2 separate regions of the Homo sapiens genome follow, and region 2 is linked to region 1. Evidence: read pairs that join two places in POLR2A ChIA-PET (ENCODE). Cell type or tissue: GM12878. All regions are shown on one strand.

What was found. Peaks named below come from ENCODE experiments on the same cell type or tissue, not always from the same donor. Only the 100,000 strongest peaks of a DNase experiment are listed, where the experiment ranks them.
Region 2: POLR2A ChIA-PET joins it to region 1 with 7 read pairs; 2 of 35 experiments call an interaction of 5 or more read pairs at or near these places.

Annotation. Positions count from the first base shown.
Region 1 is chr3:4,836,966-4,841,965 of GRCh38, reverse strand. All of the region lies in intron 61 of ITPR1 (inositol 1,4,5-trisphosphate receptor type 1), which reads right to left. All of the region lies in intron 2 of LOC124906209 (a long non-coding RNA gene), which reads left to right. Among named protein-coding and RNA genes, the nearest start is that of EGOT, 88 kb to the right of the region's middle. In GM12878, no CTCF peak of the experiment used is centred here; a DNase peak (open chromatin) is centred at 3,115.
Region 2 is chr3:5,163,984-5,168,983 of GRCh38, reverse strand. All of the region lies in intron 1 of ARL8B (ARF like GTPase 8B), which reads right to left. Among named protein-coding and RNA genes, the nearest start is that of EDEM1, 21 kb to the left of the region's middle. In GM12878, no CTCF peak of the experiment used is centred here; no DNase peak of the experiment used is centred here.

The DNA.
Region 1 (5,000 bases):
TTCTAGTAATCACAGTTATTTTCTACAGCCCTATAAAATCAGTCATGTTCAGAATGATGAGCCTCAAATACTGAGAAATGAAACCAAACCATCCCTTGAATACAAATATGTTGATTTACTATCAATGTATAGATACAATTCAGATTCTTAGAGTTGATCTCAAATGCTCTGTTTCTCTCTATTTCACCTGGCCAACTCTTACTCAGGCTTTGAAACCAAGCTCCTGAATTACCACCTCTGAGAAGACTTCTGTGGTAATTACTCTAATCCTCTCCCGAAGATCAGATTGAACAAATCACTCCCTTTTCTCCATTCCCAGAGCAATGTGTTCACAGCTCGGTTACACACTCACCAAGTTTAATTATAATTGATCTGTTTACTTGTTTCCCACTCTAGACTTTTAGTTCTTGAAGGCAGAGAAGAGGATCTATTCATCTTTGTAGCCCCAGTACCTAATGCCGCACCTGGCAAACAGGTGTTTCATATGTGTTGGCTGAAAGAAGGAACGGAATTAACCAGACCATACTGCCATTCCTTGAGCATGCCATGCATTTTCATGCCGTTGCTCATGCTGATTCCTTTCCTGGGAAGCCCCCTACTGCATTTCTCTGCCAGCTCAGAAGTCACCTGCTTGTAAGATTATAAAAGCTAAACTCCTTCTGCACTGCAAACTTCACACAGGACCACTACCTACCTACTTCTTTGTGCTCCATGAAACTATTCATGCCTCAAGTCATTCATACTGTATCAGATTGCTAGAGGTCTACTTCTTTGTCTTTCTTGCTAGATCCTGGATCTAGAGGGCAGATGTTGACTTAGTCTTCTTTTGTGGTCCCAGCACAGTATAAGGAACATAGATGCAGTACGGGTCGTTTAATATTCCATTTTCCAACTTTGGGCAGTTATTCTAATCTTGTGTTATGCCTTCTGTCCTTAAGCAGTTAATGTTAGCAAGATAACCCTCTTGTATGAAAAATGCCAAATGCTGTAACATGCTAATGTGATCTGAATTTTCAAGCACTTCTTGTATTCCTAGCAACAGCAAATAATGGTCGCTGTCCTATAGGAAGCCAGTCATATTTTCAAGAAAGTTAGCCCTTCTTAGTATTTGCTCTTTTGCATTATGAAGAAAACATGCAAAAGATTTTTAAGTTCTTACATTAGTTCTCCTCCTTGGAATAAGAATGTAAGAGAATCACATTTAGTGTTCAGAATCTCTTGGGAGGGGAAACTTCAAGATGAGAGGCATCGTTAAATAATACTTAGAATAGCAATCCTAACCAACCATTCTTGGCAATAATAGAAAAAGTGACACCACTAACCATAATTTTACTAATATCCTAACAAGAACTTTTTTCCCTCAGATTGATACATAACGAAACAATCAAAGAGGTAAATAACAGTAAAGATTTAGACCAAAGTCATCCACATTTAAGCTATCGTTGCTCGAGTCTGCTGGTTTTTGAATCAGAAAATCTAAAACAAACAACAACAACAACAAAACAAAAAAAACCTCTAAGTAATGGAGCAATTTTTGTGTTTTCTAGCACTTTTACTAGTGAATGGTATTCTTTCATAGCTGTTTTAAAAAATATCACAAGATTTCTTGGTCATTAATCATTCATGGAGCTTTTATTTTTTAATTCAAAATTTTTTCCCACAAAGGGCAAGAATTCTCACAATTACTATTTAAGAAAGAGCAGCTCTGTAACATATCTGCATTTTTTAATATCTTTTGCACATAAAGGGTTTTTAAACCTTTATGATTGCTATAACCAAACTTAATGAAATTCAAATCTATTCAACAAGTTGATTCTCAAATGCATTAAAGGTTTGTAGGACGTTACATAATCAAAAGAAAACACTGACTACTTCCTTTTAAAAGATGCAAATCCCCCTGCCCCCTCAAAAAAAAAAAAAAAAAAAAAAAAAAAAAGCAGCTATGCTGAATTTTTCCTGTAATTCTGAGTACCTTAAAACTTAAGTAGATCAATCCTGGTAAAAGCACTTGAGAATGTACTACTGGATTCTCATGCTTCTTTTTAACTTATAATATCTTCCAAGAAAAAAAACAGTTCAAATTCATTCACAGGGGAAGGGCTTTCTGAAGAGTGGTTCCAACTGCCAACTTCAAAATAAAAAATGCATAAAAGGCTGGAATCAAGCAGTTTAAACCATACTGGTTTTAATGTCACTTAATGAACCTTAGTCCATATGTAATCAAATTTTACATATTTTGTTTAAACTAAAACTTTGGCTTATCCAGAATAATCTTATCTTGGATTTTAGAAATGCCAAGTCTCTACTATGCTCACTTGTATAAAATGACAATGAATGTATCCTCCATACCATTTAAGTATATGATGCGACTTGACTTCTGAAACTTCAAGCTTTTTTTTAAAAAAAGAGTAAGAACTTAAACAGTCAACCATGAAAGGCAAACAGTACAGTGACATAACAAAGCAAATAAAAACACACACACACACCCCTGACTGGATGATCAGGAGCTCCTGCCCTGGCAATGCCTAAGAACCTTCTGGGCTCCTTTGGTATCCTCATCAAGAAAATAAGGGAATGAGGTGAGATGGCATCTGAAGTCTCGGATACTGTCCTATACCTCTATTCTTTTTTTTTTTTTGAGATGGAATTTCACTCTTGTTGCCCAGGCTGGAGTGCAGTGACGTGATCTCGGCTCACCACAACCTCCGCCTCCTGGGTTCAAGCGATTCTCCTGCCTCAGCCTCCTGAGTAGCTGTGATCACAGGCATGTGCCACCACGTCCAGCTAATTTTGTATTTTTAGTAAAGACAGGGTTTCTCCATGTTGGTCAGGCTGGTCTCGAACTCCTGACCTCAGGTGATCCACCCTCCTTGTCCTCCCAAAATGTTGGGATTACAGGCGTGAGCCACCACGCCCGGCACTATACCTGTATTCTTTACTCTAATTCCTCAGCTCAACTCACTCCTTTGATGAGGCTCAATGGTTTGTAAAGTGTGCACTGAAGCAGAGTCAGAATCACTCTTCGTGAACAATTCAAAATAACAGATTCTTAGCTCTGAAAGGACAGATAGTGTAGGGAGGCGTTGCCTGGTTTTACCACCACAGAATGCCCATTAATAGTTTGTTTCAGATACATTTTAAGAAACTCTCTAGTAAATTGGTAACACCCAGTTTCTCAGATCAACTGAAACATACCCCCAAAGAGCCTCCAAGTGTGACAATGAGAAGCAGAAATGAGTGAGCAAGAATGAATGCCACTCGCATTGGCATGTGAGAGCTAGAATGCCTCACTGTTGCAATTCCAGTACCACGGGTGTGAAACAAAGATCCTCTGTTTCTTTGGAAAATGACACCAGATTTTATGGAGAACTGAAGTGTTCCTTTATTTAAGTATTAGTTCAGTGTCTGTAAGATTTTTTGGCACCTAATTTAAACATCTGATTTAACTGAGATTCTTGTAGCCACAGTTATCTCAAATGGGAGAAGAAGATAACTAAAGCTTGCTGGATGTGTAAAGAAGTTCACCTCACTGGGGGGTTGGGGGGGCAGTGCCAGAAGCAGCTGTAGCCACCAATGTCCTCATGAGTCCTGCAGAACATCTGCCAAATGTTTCACGGCGGGGGGCGGGTAAAATGTTAATATTAAGCAAAGTAATCTAGTTAGATCTTCATTAGTTTTACTTATTTAGGTTATTACTCATTTTATGTAGCTACCAAGCTCAGAGCTATAGACAACCTTCATAAATAAGGCCTTCTTTTCCTACTAGTCTTTTTTATTTGCACCTTAATACAGACGAAAGAAAAGAACTTGAGGCCAAATGGTATCTCAGGGCACAGTTTGGAATAATTTAGTTTGAAAAGAAATATTAATATAAATCTAAGTATGATGATTAAAAATGCTCTGTAAACCATCTCCAGTAAGAGCATTCTAGATGCGGTCTTCATTAGTTATCATCTTTGTAAGAGTGATAAATCACCCGTGGGTGTACCTTGCAACTTACCTCCAGTGCAGACATGGCCCATGCCTATTGCTGTGCAACACTATAATCTTGTCTATGGAGTTGATTAAAGAGCTTTCAGAAACTCACATAAAATGCTGAACTGAACATGATTATCCCAGTCACTTACAGAAATGCACTAATAAAACCAATCAGGGTCTTCTCACCACCCAGGGTACAAGTCCTTAATACACAGCTGCATCCTATCACTAGATAACCACCTGGTGACTGTGGCATGTTCATTTTAATGGAGTCAAAAGGGCAGAAACAGAGTACGCACGGTTTTGTATAAACATGTCCCCTACAACTTACTTTAAATTGGAAACTGCCTGTTTCCAATTTAAATTCTGCCCACAGTACTGCCCGCATCCTGCTTCCTATCCATAAGATAAGGGCGAAGCATTTATCTTACGGATAGGAAGCAGGGTGCAGGCAGTATTTCTGTGGATGGTTGAGGCCTGTGAGATCAGGGAGTATGTCTATATTGTTCACTGTTTTATCCCCAACACCTGGCATAATTCCTGTACTATGATAGCCACTCAGTAAGCCACTGAGAAAAGAATGAAACCAAAAGGGCTTTTCCATGACTATGGTTTAGCCTAGGATGCTGAATTTAAATATATGGGGTGAGGATTTGACAAGTCTGAGGGCTAGGAAGCAAAACAAGAAACAGCTTTTAATCTTCCACAGTACATAAAGTAAAAAGGGTATGGCTTTATGCATAGTGGTTTTTGGACAGTACTTCACTGAAGTAGTCTGCATTTCCCTCCTTTTTTTTGGTTTTGTTTTTCATATTAAAACCATGTCCTGAGCAGCACTGAAAGTAGCACCATGGCTTTATCCTGGAAAAGGGCAGTGAAGGGGATTGGGGTGAGGAGACTGGAGGAGTGAGTGGGTTTGTCCCCTGTTGCCTGGCTCCCTTTTCCATCTAGATGAAGCACTACTGATTTTCCTCATCAGATTTGGTGTGGTGATAGTGGGTGTGGGTGGGGATAGTGATGGG
Region 2 (5,000 bases), 330 kb before region 1:
TATTTTTCTTAAATATTTTCATTGTAATTATATTTATTGTGATAGGCTTTAATCTCTGAGGAGAGATCTACGTGAGATAATGCTCATTTATTTCATATCATTAAGTGTTTTACATAATGAAGAGGCAGGAAAAATAGTAGCTAAAATTTTTAGGTACCAAACTTTACAACTAGCTTGCATGGAAAGCTTTCTAAAAGGCAATATACACTTGGCTAACTTCCCACAAACAACCTATAGAACATGATTTAATGTGTTCTCAATGTTTCTGGGTCAGTTTATCTATTGCAAAACAAGAAAACTAAATTAGATAACACTCAAGGGCCCTCCCTATTGGAGGTAAAGTTTTATGATTATGAACATCAACTACAGCACTTCATAATAAAATAATGTAGGGGGCTGCAGTATACTGGGGTACCCCCGAGCTTTCTCAGGGGTTCATTTATCTCTTTTCTTTACCTTGGCCAACCCTAACAACTTTCCTGTAACTCAGCTGCTACTGCTAACATGCAAAAACCGAAAATTAGCTAATCAAGTCCTTGAGTTTTTACTCCAAAATTCTTGAGTAGAGCAAGATATTCAATAAATATTTGTTGAACAAACTAAGAGTTATTAGGGCCAGGCATAGTGGCTCAAGCTTGTAATTCCAGCACTTTGGGAGGCTGAGACAGGCAGGTTGCTGCGGCCCAGGAGTTCAAGACTAGCCTGGGTGACACGGCAAAACCTTCTCTCTACAAATACAAAAATTAGCCAGGCATGGTTATATGCACCTGTAGTCCCAGCTACTAGGGAGGCTGAGGTGGGAGGATTGCTTGAGCCTGGGAGGTGGAGGTTGAGATCTTAAGAACGATATGACTTTAAGACAAGATTGTGCCACTGTACTCCAGCCTAGACAATAGAGTGAGAGCATGTCTCAAAAAAAACATAGGCCATGAAGGAGGAAAATGCTGGAACTCTTCTGCCAATAAAGTGCTTAACTTTGATGCATGAATTTTGTGCAATAATTACTTTATGGACCTGGAAGTATTTTCTACTTCTTTCCTAGTGTCCAATCTTAATCATCACTTTTCAAAGCTTGTGTTGAACAACTATAACCACTCAGTTGGCAACTGGGCACTAGATACCTGAGAATTTATGTCTGAGCTGTCAAGAAGCTGCTTAATTAAGACTACAGGTTTGGGAAACAGATGTTTAGAAAATACTACTTAGTAGTATATCATTCTACTTATTTTAACAAATTTAACAAACACGTAATACTAAGCACTTAACATTCATCAGCATAGTTTAATCCTTATAACAACCCAATGAAATGAGTAGCATTATCTTCATTTCTCAGATGAGAAAAACAAGGCAAAGTCAGCTTAAGTCACTTGCCTAAAGTCACATTGTTCTTAAGATCTGGATAATTATGAGTTAATCTGACTTGGGGGGGAAAGAGTAGAAAAATAAAAGTAAGTAGTCCCTCCTTATCCTTGGGGGATACGTTCCAAGAACCCCAGTGGATGCCTGACATCACAGATAGAACCTAACCCTATGTACACTATGTTTTTCCCAATACATACATACCTATGATAAAGCTTAATTTATAAATTAGGCACAGTACTCTTCTGCTTTAGAGTCATTATTATTTCAGAGGTTGATCATAGGTAACTGAAACTGGAAAGCAAAACCATGGATAAGAGGGACTACTGTATGCTTTCATGCCTGCCTTCTTAAATGCCATGATCACACGTGGCACTCGCTGTGATTCTGTGATGGCAGATGGAGCTGTCACTGTCATAATGCTTACCCTCCTATAAGCCAAAGTTGCAAGGCAGTGTACCTGGAACTTGGTTGAACAAAATAAATCTGAAGCAAAATAAGATGGTGAAAAGAAGATTATTCTCAAAGTCAGGGAATCTTATTAACAATTATGCTACTTACTAACTAGATGCAAGTCATGTGACCTTGGGATTCAGCTTCCTTATCTAGAAAAAGGAAATTGGAAGAGTATCTCCAGTCACTTCCAGCCCTAACGTTTATGGTTTTATGTTCTATTCATAGGCCGTTCATTTAAAATACAGGTAAGCAAGGAGATGAATGCTACAACAGCAGAAAAATGTGGCTTTTCCCAAATTCATTAGCATACCAAAGGCTAAAGCAGACCTTGTCCTAGAAAGTTCTATCAGTGCCAACACTCCACTTTGCAGCACTTACCTACATTTTCTACTAGAGATCTCAGAAATGAGACAAATGGAAAATGGTGAAGAACGTACAGACAGCAACCAAAGTTAACAGCAGGAAGACTGAAGACATGAGGCGGTGAACCTCCAGTAATGAAAGGACACTTTACTAAAGATATCTTAAGACAGCTGGGCGCGGTGGCTCACACCTGTAATCCCAGCACTTTGGGAGGCCAAGGCAGGTGGATTGCCTGAGCTCAGGAGTTCAAGACCAGTCTGGGCAACATGGTGAAACCCTGCCTCTACTAAAATATAAAAAATTAGCCAGGCATGGTGGGGCTTGCCTGTAGTCCCAGCTACTCCGGAAGCTGATGCAATCGCTTGAACCCAGGAGGCGGAGGTTGCAGTGAGCTGAGATGGCACCACTGCACTCCAGCCTGGGCCACAGAGCATTACCAAAAAAAAAAAAAAAAAAACGAAAGATACCAGCCAGGCGCAGCAGCTCACACCTGTACTCCCAGCACTTTGGGAGGCCGAGGTGGGTGGATCACGAGGTCAAGAAATCAAGACCACCTGGGCCAACATAGTGAAACCCCGTCTGTACTAAAAATACAAAAATTAGCTGGGGGTGGTGGCGCGTGCCTGTAATCCCAACTACTTGGGAGGCTGAGGCAGGAGAATTGCTTGAACCCGGGAAGCGGAGGTTGCAGCGAGCCAAGATCACGCCACTGCACTCCAGTCTGGTGATAAAGCAAGACTCCGTCTCAAAAAAAAAAAAAAAAGATATCTTAAGACAATAGAAACGGGTGAGGGGGCGGGTGCAACTATTCTTTGTAAACAGGTTAATATACCAGAGATGTACTGTGCACTGACTACTTGTAAACAGTGATATCTGACACTGGAAAGAACACAGTGAAATCCTCTTCATATGTTCTAGTGCTTTCAAAGTAGAGTAGTACTAAATGGATTAGGTTAGATTTCACAATTGTTCTTTTAAATGAAGACATGCAGAAAGCAAGCTATTAACAACAGCATGGGAAATGAAGTTTCTCTTTGCTTGACCTGTCCATCTATAGCAGCGGTCCAATACAATACAATAAACTTGAAAAGACAAATAGAAAAATACCTACTTTAACAAATGTCTCATGGTTTTTTTCCTCTAAGAATCATTTTTTAAGGGTGTAGTTATCAAGCCACTTTGTGAAGACAGAATGAAATATGGAGCATGACAAAGCCTCATACTAGATTTTTTCCTTTGGTACAGTACAGAAGAAGCTACTTTTCACATGCTAAACAGAGTGGTCTTTTCTTTCTTTTTAAAACAAAACACACTAGGACTCAATTGTTTAATTCCAAAATTCACACACTGGGCAAACGAGAGGATATGACCAACTAAATACCCAAATTAGTCATTTTTCCTTCTAAGAACTTTTAATTCCTATATGAAGTCACTATAATTACCAATACTCATTTTTCAAATTAGTATTATGCTTTCTGTATTTCTGTAGTAAGTAGAATTTTTTATTTCAATTTACATTAGTAAGAAAAAGAATTACAAACAATTTTTTTTTTGCTAGCAAAGTACTTAAAAGGAAGGTAATAAGATACTCGTCTAGGGGGAAATTTTGATGAAGAGCAAGAAGTTTCACAGTCTGAAAGTGTATCCCCACAAACTGATCATTAGCTGCAAGATGGGGAAAACTAGTATTATACAATGGAGAAATCAGGCAACACTTTGTGTGATTAAAATTAGTATCTCAATGATGCTCAGATTAACATCATGTGCCTACAGACACCATACCATTAGAAGGACACAATATCCCCTATGTAGTATTCCAGCTGAGAATATATAACAGAATCTAATCATCAGACAAACCCAAAACGAGGAACACTCTATTTAAAAGAAGGGTTATGTGTGAATTTTTCAAAAATGTCAATGCCAGAAAAAGAAAAGCTGTAGAAATGTTTCAGACTAACAGAGGCTAAAGAGACATGACAATTAAAAGCAGTACATGATCCTAGACTGCATCCAAAAGGTACCTGATCCTAGTTGGATCCAGTACTGAAGGACAAAAATGGCAACAAATGATATTATTGGGTCAACTGACAAAAATGGAATAGGTAAAATCTATGATGTATCAACTTTTAAATGTACTAAAGTTGGTAACTTAACTATACTCATGTAAAAGAACATCCCTAATCTTAGAAACTACATACTTAGAAAACAAGGGCCTCACCCTCCGATGTTTCAGAAAATTGAATGCTGTAAGGTGATACAAATACACATCAGAAAGCAAATGAGGTAAAATGTTAACCACAGTTTGATCCTAGAAAGGGGTATGAGTGCTGTTTGCAATGCATTTATTTCTGCAACTTTTCTATAAATTTTAAATAATTTCCAAATAAAACAAATTTTAAATAGAAATAATCAAATACTACCTCATTCTTTATTATATCAAGTGCATCTCAAAACAGAAGACAAATCAGTCATGCCACTACCACCTATTACCTACTACAGTAATAATAATAGTAAAATTCATGAACAGAATCAATCATAAAGAATTCTGACAATTAGTTCAGGAAAAAGTAGAAGAGTTATAACTAAAGTTAACCCTTGAACTACACAGGTTTGAAGTGCATATGGGTCCACTTACACATGGATTTTTTCCAAACAAATGCAGATCAAAAATACAGTATTCATGGAATTCAAACACCTAATATATAGGGGGTGGGGAACAACTTTTCATATGTGCAGGGCCGACTGCGGGACTTGAATACGTACAGATTTTGATATACAGAGGGGGTCCTGGAACCAATCCCCCGCATCTACCGAGGGACAAA